Linked DNA regions of Homo sapiens: regions 1 and 3 are each linked to region 2. A link is a loop called in an ENCODE intact Hi-C map of the cell type or tissue named here. Cell type or tissue: Calu3. All regions are shown on one strand. Region 1 overlaps FGF12 (fibroblast growth factor 12). Region 2 overlaps PYDC2-AS1 (PYDC2 antisense RNA 1). Region 3 has its middle 8.4 kb from the start of PYDC2-AS1.

Evidence for each region. Hi-C counts contacts between places; a loop is a spot of excess contacts. Peaks named below come from ENCODE experiments on the same cell type or tissue, not always from the same donor. Only the 100,000 strongest peaks of a DNase experiment are listed, where the experiment ranks them.
Region 1: it touches region 2 in a loop (5-fold over the local background); 9 of 110 quality-filtered maps call a loop at or near these places.
Region 3: a loop joins it to region 2, with 10 times the contacts of the local background. A loop is called at or near these places in 5 of 110 quality-filtered maps.

The regions. Positions count from the first base shown.
Region 1 is chr3:192,443,155-192,445,654 of GRCh38, reverse strand. The region is part of intron 2 of FGF12 (fibroblast growth factor 12); the gene reads left to right. Among named protein-coding and RNA genes, the nearest start is that of FGF12-AS2, 71 kb to the left of the region's middle. In Calu3, a CTCF peak has its summit at 949 (motif pointing right); a DNase peak (open chromatin) is centred at 974.
Region 2 is chr3:191,501,838-191,504,337 of GRCh38, reverse strand. The region is part of intron 1 of PYDC2-AS1 (PYDC2 antisense RNA 1); the gene reads right to left. Among named protein-coding and RNA genes, the nearest start is that of PYDC2, 42 kb to the right of the region's middle. In Calu3, CTCF peaks have their summits at 1,341 and 1,541 (motif pointing left); no DNase peak of the experiment used is centred here.
Region 3 is chr3:191,415,860-191,418,359 of GRCh38, reverse strand. No RefSeq gene overlaps it. Among named protein-coding and RNA genes, the nearest start is that of PYDC2-AS1, 8.4 kb to the left of the region's middle. In Calu3, a CTCF peak has its summit at 1,159 (motif pointing left); a DNase peak (open chromatin) is centred at 1,169.

The DNA.
Region 1 (2,500 bases), 940 kb before region 2:
AGAAGCGTGAGAGACCCCCACCTTTCAGAATTTCTAGGTGAAGATATGGATCTCTGATGAGCTAAAATAGGAAGGTGGAGTAAAACGACCCCTGGATAAGGATGTTCTTGGGGTGAAGGACTCAGGAAAAGGCATCTGTTTGAATTTTCTAGAATAAATTGGGAAAGCTTTCTAGATGAGATGCTCTAGGAAGCTGGGCTATAAAAAACTAGTAATAGTGTAATTTGCAAGAACAATGGCAATTCTATTCCTAAATTGCTTAATTCCTGGATTCAATGAAGAAAGCAGTGGGGTCTCTAACTGGAGCGCACAGTGTGCAAGAGAATCAACTAGATGCTAACCTCAAATGCCCCTTCCTGGGATTCAGCCCCAGAAATTCTAATTCAGTTGATGTTGGGTAGGGCCTAAGAAGCTGCACTTACAACAAAAAAGTATAGGTTATTTCAATGCAAATGTCTATAAATCACACTCCTCTGTGAATTGCTGGTGTTAAATATGAAAAGGTAACTTGTTTTTGCAAAATGGATGGTAGTTTCAAAGATAGAAGAGATTCTTCAGGAAAGATTTAATGGAAGAGTAGTAATTAGTGCTCTGCTTTAAAGCATGGTGGAATTTACTGCCCAGATACTATGTAAATTTTAACTTGAATGCAATCTGCATAATTAGTGCTCTTTTTTCTTTCTTTAAATTTCTGTTACAAATCTTTTATTTAAAGAAGCGAAGCTACTGTTGTCCTTCACCTTAAATTTTACCTGAGGACGGATTCACCGTACAGATATTTCTCCTGCTACTCAGAGAATCCCTAAGATAGAGAATTCATGAATTCAGGCTTCGCTTCACTGACTGGAAGGTGTTCAAGCCATTTAAAAATACAATTCTCTTAAACGTGTTTTGAGAGCTAAGCCGAAACACAGTCTAATTCGCAGAGGGAAGCAATTTCCCTCATGTCCACGAGGTGGCGCTCGCCCACCACTCCTGGCCTCCTGTGCGTAGCAAGCAGGGCTGTGATGGTGTCTAGAAGCTGAGAGAATCTGGGGAGATCCTGTCAGCATTATGGCATAGGCTTGTTTGAATTATTCTTAGAACATAGAATGACAATATACTCTGCTTTTTTCCCCACTGGTTCCAGTCTTGTCTAATGCTGAAGGTCACATTATCTTGTTCCAGAAGCAATGTTAGGATCAATTGGCTAACTAGAAGAAACAAAGACAGTTTCACAGAAAGGCAAGATAAAAAAAAAGACAAAAGGAACAAACAAAGAGGGCTGAGTCAAAAGCATGGAATCCTTCTAATAAACCTACTGAATGGGAAATGTTGGAAGGTGTGAAGAGAGAAGGAAATTGTGGCGGATGATGAATTCAGGTTTGAAAAAAAGTGAGCTCAAATCTTTCTTCTCCTTTTTTCAAGGTCAGCTGTCAAGGTCAGACCGGAGAGAACTGGAGGGGATATGGGTGATGTCACACACTGTGGCAGGCTGGGCGTTGGTTTTAGGGCTTGGCTACGGAACTCAAGGCGGCCAGACTGATGGTCATTTTCCTATTTCTTCCTCACAATCAACTCGTTAAAGTCCATGCAAATGTCTGTGGTTTGGTGAAGAATTATTACTTTATTATGGCACTATAGGGACTTCCGGAACTCTGAGAATCCATGGTCCTGAGTTGAGAGGAGGTCTGTAAGTCCTGGATAAGCCCAGTGCCTGACATTGGGCCAGCATTGCACCTTGCAGCGCCAGTGCTTCTCAGCCACTCTGTTTGAGCTCTCTTGTTGCTACCTGCCCCACCTGCTATTCTCCTGGTTCCCATAAGCTACAGAACCTTGTGTGTGCATCATGGAGCAGAACTTGACCATGATGGGGAATTTCCATCCTGGCTTATTTTGTGTGAAGCAAATAAATAATTGTGAAAAGGGTAAAGCAAAGTCCAAATGAAAATGCAGATTTTGCTGAGCTGGAAATCATCTTTAAATTTTTTTGCTTGTTTTCATAACTTATAAGGTATATTGAGAGACATTTTGAACTCAGGTCTTAACCGAAATGTTATTTTAAATATTGAGCCAAAACAAAATTATTAGCTGTAAGTTTTGAAGCAGAATGCTGATTATGTTGCAACTGCTTTTCAAAATCTTCAATGGCCTGAAAGATACAGTTAAATACTAACCTAGGTATTCAAAGCTCTCCAACAACCTTTCCAGCCCTACTTATTACTACTGTCCTGCAATACTTAAGTTATTTATATTTTTATAAAATATCTATCTTCTATATTATTATCCACATTTAAAATCTGTATGTAAGAGCAGAAAAGAATATTCCATTCTATCACAACTCAGTTGTGGATATAGGAGCTACAGTGACACAATTGTACAAAGCAGTGAAAACCTCACTTAAGGTTATCTCTGAATACTATGATGTTTACGTATTTTCCAAAGAGGATGGATATGCTTGAAAATGTCTGAATTTCTCTGTGTTGTATCAACTGAAATCCAGTCTTCCCAAATAAAACTC
Region 2 (2,500 bases):
AGTTATTAAATTCTCCAGCTCTTCTCCCCTCCATGAGGTTGGAGACAGGGCTAATAGTTCTAATTCTTTAACCAGGTGGATGGTTTTTCTTCTGGCAACTAGCCTGCATCCTGAAGCTACCTAGGTGCACAGCAAGTGTTACCACGTTGGCATAAAATCAGGAATGGTCAAAAGGGGCTCATTATGAAAAACAAAATTCCAACGGTTGGTTGTAGGTGGTTTGTGTCAGGAACCAGGGACAAAGACCAAATATATATACTTTTTTTTTTTTTTGAGACGGAGTCTCGCTCTGTCGCCCAGGCCGGACTGCGGACTGCAGTGGCGCAATCTCGGCTCACTGCAAGCTCCGCTTCCCGGGTTCACGCCATTCTCCTGCCTCAGCCTCCCGAGTAGCTGGGACTACAGGCGCCCGCCACCGCGCCCGGCTAATTTTTTTGTATTTTTTTTTAGTAGAGACGGGGTTTCACCTTGTTAACCAGGATGGTCTCGATCTCCTGACCTCATGATCCACCCGCCTCGGCCTCCCAAAGTGCTGGGATTACAGGCGTGAGCCACCGCGCCCGGCCTATATACTTTTATTGTACCACAAATGGCAATCAATTAGGTTATTTCTAATTTTTCTTCCAGTTCTAAATATTCTGCCATTGGTTAATTTTTATTTGTACTCCACTTCCTAAAGTCAGTTCTGTACTATTGAGCACAAAACCACATGGGTATAGAAGCACGTGGATTATATGAATCTTAACACAATAGTAGGATAAAAATGGTTAACTCTTCATTCCTTACCAGCATCACAAAAGGAAAAGATTCTCAATGCTAATAAAATTTCCCAAGATTAAGAAGAAAGAAAGAGACATTTAAACAAAAATAACAATTTGAGAGGTGGAGGAAGAAAATAATTTAATGCAATAATCTCATTAATTCTGACTTCCTTCTAGATTTCATCATACCTTAAAACTGTACATAATAGCAAATTTTTTTCTACAAACTATTCAAGTAAATAGGATAAACTACTTTCTGAGAGGATTGCTTAAAATCAGGTAAGATAGTGAAGTTAAACATCAAAAATATATAAACACATTCATGAACAAAAATCGAAATAATGATAAGCCACTCACGCCAATTTACCCAGTCATCAAAGCACAAATTATAAAATTCCAAATTTAAAAATAAAGTTAAAAAGAAAGAGAAATGAGGAAAAAAACTAGCCTTAGTTGCTATAAATCAAGCACAATGAGAATTTCCTGCTCTTGCGTTTTGGTCCCATTATTATTTTCGTGAGAACTGTAACTGGAGATTTGTCCCTTTGGGATACGTAAGCGACTATGGTAAGGGTTTTGCTCTCCACCTTCAGATCAAAGTAGATGCCATGTTTTTCTCCAGATGACTTCCTGTACATTCTCTCTTCTCTCATGGCCAAATAACAAATGATCAGAAAGTTACTAACAAATGCTTTACTGTTAACTGGCAAGAGGGTACGGTAAGCTAAACTTCAAATTATTCCAAAAGTAACAAAGGTTATTTTCAGCCAGTCAAGGGAAGTCACATTTACAGCACCACCTTGTGAAAGAATAAGGAACTTGCTTGCCAAGGTAAGGAGCAAGAAGCGAACCTTTCTGAACTCATTAAAGGAAATTTTTCAAACGCTTAACTTCCTTTCCATTATCTATTAGTTACTTCACAATATATGTGTATGTACATGGACAACTCAATTTGGAAAATTTTTCTACTTATTTTCAATATTTTTCTCTCAGCGCAATTATTTCACTATTAATTATCAGAGCCATATAAAATAAAGGCAGTATGTACTGTGCCTAAAGAAATATGGTTTTATATTCAAGCAAAATGTATTCCTTTTCTGTATCCCCGTCTTCTCTTCCTTGAACCTCTTTTCTTATAACTCCATAGATATCAAGACTCTCCTTTTTTTAATAAATGGAAAAAAGGCCAGGGAATTCATGTCTAATAGTTTATCATAGCAGGGTATAAATCAAAGCAACATAAATACTGTGTGTATTATCTAGTATTCCAATCAATATTTGTTCTACAAATTAAAAATGGAAAATGCATGGATACTGTGCTGCTTATTATTGAGTCGGTTTTCTGAATTTTTGGATTAAGATTCCCAAATAGTTTACTCCTTAAATTGTGCAAACTGCCATTCTAGATGTTTTCTTTTTCTATTTATTTGCAATGTGTAAAATTACGTGGCCCAGTGGTTCCAGATTTTCGTGTGCATAAGAAGTAACTAGAGTATTTGTCACTTGTTACCAAACCCTATTCCCAGGCTTTGATTCCAGAGAACTGAAGTGGGAGCCCTCTAATCTGCATTTCAACCAGTTCGCAGATGATTCTAAAGTGGGTGACCCACGGCCACACTTTGAGGAATAACGTTCTGATTCTAAACTATCTCATTTTGCCATTTGAATTTGTTGGCCTCTTGTGGGATTCCTAATTTGTGTGTAACTTCTCCCATTTAATCAGTTAATTTTCCTCTTCT
Region 3 (2,500 bases), 86 kb after region 2:
ACTTTTAATTTCCTTCAAAACCTTTACATTCACAACTTGGCTGGTTGGTGCAAGAAGCCTAGCTTTCAGCCTGTCTCAACTTTTGACATATGTTCCTCACTGAACTTCAATCATTTCTAGCATTAGATTGAAAGTGTGAGGTGCACAACTCTACCTTTCACTTGGACACTTGGAGGCCACTGTAGGGTTATTAAATAGCCTCATTTCAATATTGTTGTATCTCAGGGAATACTGAGGCCCGAGGTGAGGGAGAGAAATAGGGGAATGGCTATTGGTAGAGCCGTCAGAACACAAACAGTATTTATCTACTAAATTAACCATCTTATTTGGGCATAGTTTATGATGCCCCAAAACAATTACAATAGTAACATAAGGATCACTGATTGCAAATCACCATAACAGATATAACAATAATGAAGTTTGAAATACTGTTAGGAAAATGGTGGTGAGATTTGCTCAATGCAGGGTTTCCACAAACCTTCAATTTATAAAAAAAAAACACAGTATCTTTGAAACACAATGAGATATGTCTATAAAAGGCCAGTTTCTTATATATGCACATATAGGTGTATATTAGGCAAGTTTCTCATATATGTAAGGGCAATTTCTTATATATACACATTTAGGTCTGTGTTTTATATATAAAACATATATGAATATATGTCTCTGGCTCCTCTATCAGGAATTTTATTGTCAATAATGCACTTTCTATTATTTTTCTTTCTTTTTTTTTTTTTTTTTTGAGGCAGAGTCTGGCTCTGTAACCCAGGCTGGAGTGCAGTGACATGACCACGGTTCACTGCAGCGTTGACCTCCCAGGCTCAAGTGATCCTCCCGCCTCAGCCAGCCGAGTACCTGGGACTGCAGACACGCACCACCACGACTGGCTACTTTTTGCAATAATGCACTTTCTTTTCTATTTTCTTCAAACTCTTCTCTTAAAGTCTACTTGTCAATATTCTCAGATTTTCTACAATTAGCATCTACTAGTAGTATCTTTGAAACACAATGAGATATGTTTACTCATTGATAAAGTACTGCTTTTGTAAAGGTAGGATTTTTTTTTTTTCTAACTGAATTGGTGCCTTGGTTTTCACATTCAGCCAATCCAGTAGATAGTCTCAGTCTGGGAGTGCTTCAAGGTTAATACTGTCTTGCCATCTCCAGGTGCCCTCTGCTGGCACAATGAGAGTACAACATGTAAAGAAACAGTTCAGTCTGGTGAAGGTGAGACACCACTTCACACTTACCAATTACTGGGAAGTTTATAAAATGCCATCACTTTGGGAGGCCGAGGCGGGCGGATTATCTGAGGTCAGGAGTTTGTGACCAGGCTGGCCAACATGCTGAAACCCCATCTCTACTAAAACTACACACGCGCACACACACACACACACACACACACACACACATTAGCCAGGTGTGGTGGCGCATGCCTGTAATCCCAGTTACTCAGTAGGCTGAGGCAGGAGAATCGCTGGAACCTGCAGTGAGCCGAGATCTCGTCATTGCATTCAAGCCTGGGCGACAAGAGCGAAACTCCGTCTCAAAAAAAAAAAAAAAAAAACTTTCACTTCCATAACTGTATAACACTAGTTAACATGTTTAAATGTTGTTCATTTGAGCTGACATAGATAACAAGTGGACTGTCCAATATGGTAGTCACTAGTCGCCTGTGACTCATGAGCACTTGAAAAGTTCCTAGTTCAAATTGAAAGGCCGATAAATATACACCACATTTGAAGCGTTTTAGTGGCAAAAACAAAAGTAAAATATATAATAATGTATTGATTACATGCTAAGATAATATTTTAGATGTATTAAATAAAATTTTCGCAACTCATAATTTTCTACCTTTTAAAATATGGTTACTAGAGAATTGTAAATCACATATATGTCTTGCACTGTATTTGTACTTTACAATATGCTACAGATAGTACATTCTAAAGTGATAGTATCAGGCAGAAATTTCAAAGTAGGTGATAAAAAATGATTAGATGACACCTGAAATTCTCATGTAGATTGACGGTATAAAATCACTGGAAAATAAAAATCTGAGAAAGATTTTATCAATTTTTTTTGTGTTTTGAGACGGAGTCTTGCACTGTCACCTGGGCTGGAGTGCAGTGGCGCTATCTTGGCTCACTGCAATCTCGGCCTCCTGGTTCAAGCGATTCTTCTGCCTCAGCCTCCCGAGTAGCTGGGACTACAGGTGCCTGCCACCACGCCTGGCTAATTTGGTGTATTTTTAGTAGAGACAGGGTTTCACCATGTTGGCCAGGCTGATCTCAAACTCCTGACCTCAGGTGAGCCACCCGCCTCGGCCTCCCAAAGTGCTAGGATTAGAGGCGTGAGCCACCCGTGCCCAGCCGATTTCATCAATTTTTGGATCAATTTTGGAGAATCACTGATGTGTTCAGTGCCGAAAACCACCATCTGTCCTCAGAGTGGGGAGAGGGTAGGAAGTGCCTACGCCTTAATTCAGGCTTATTGAGGGGCA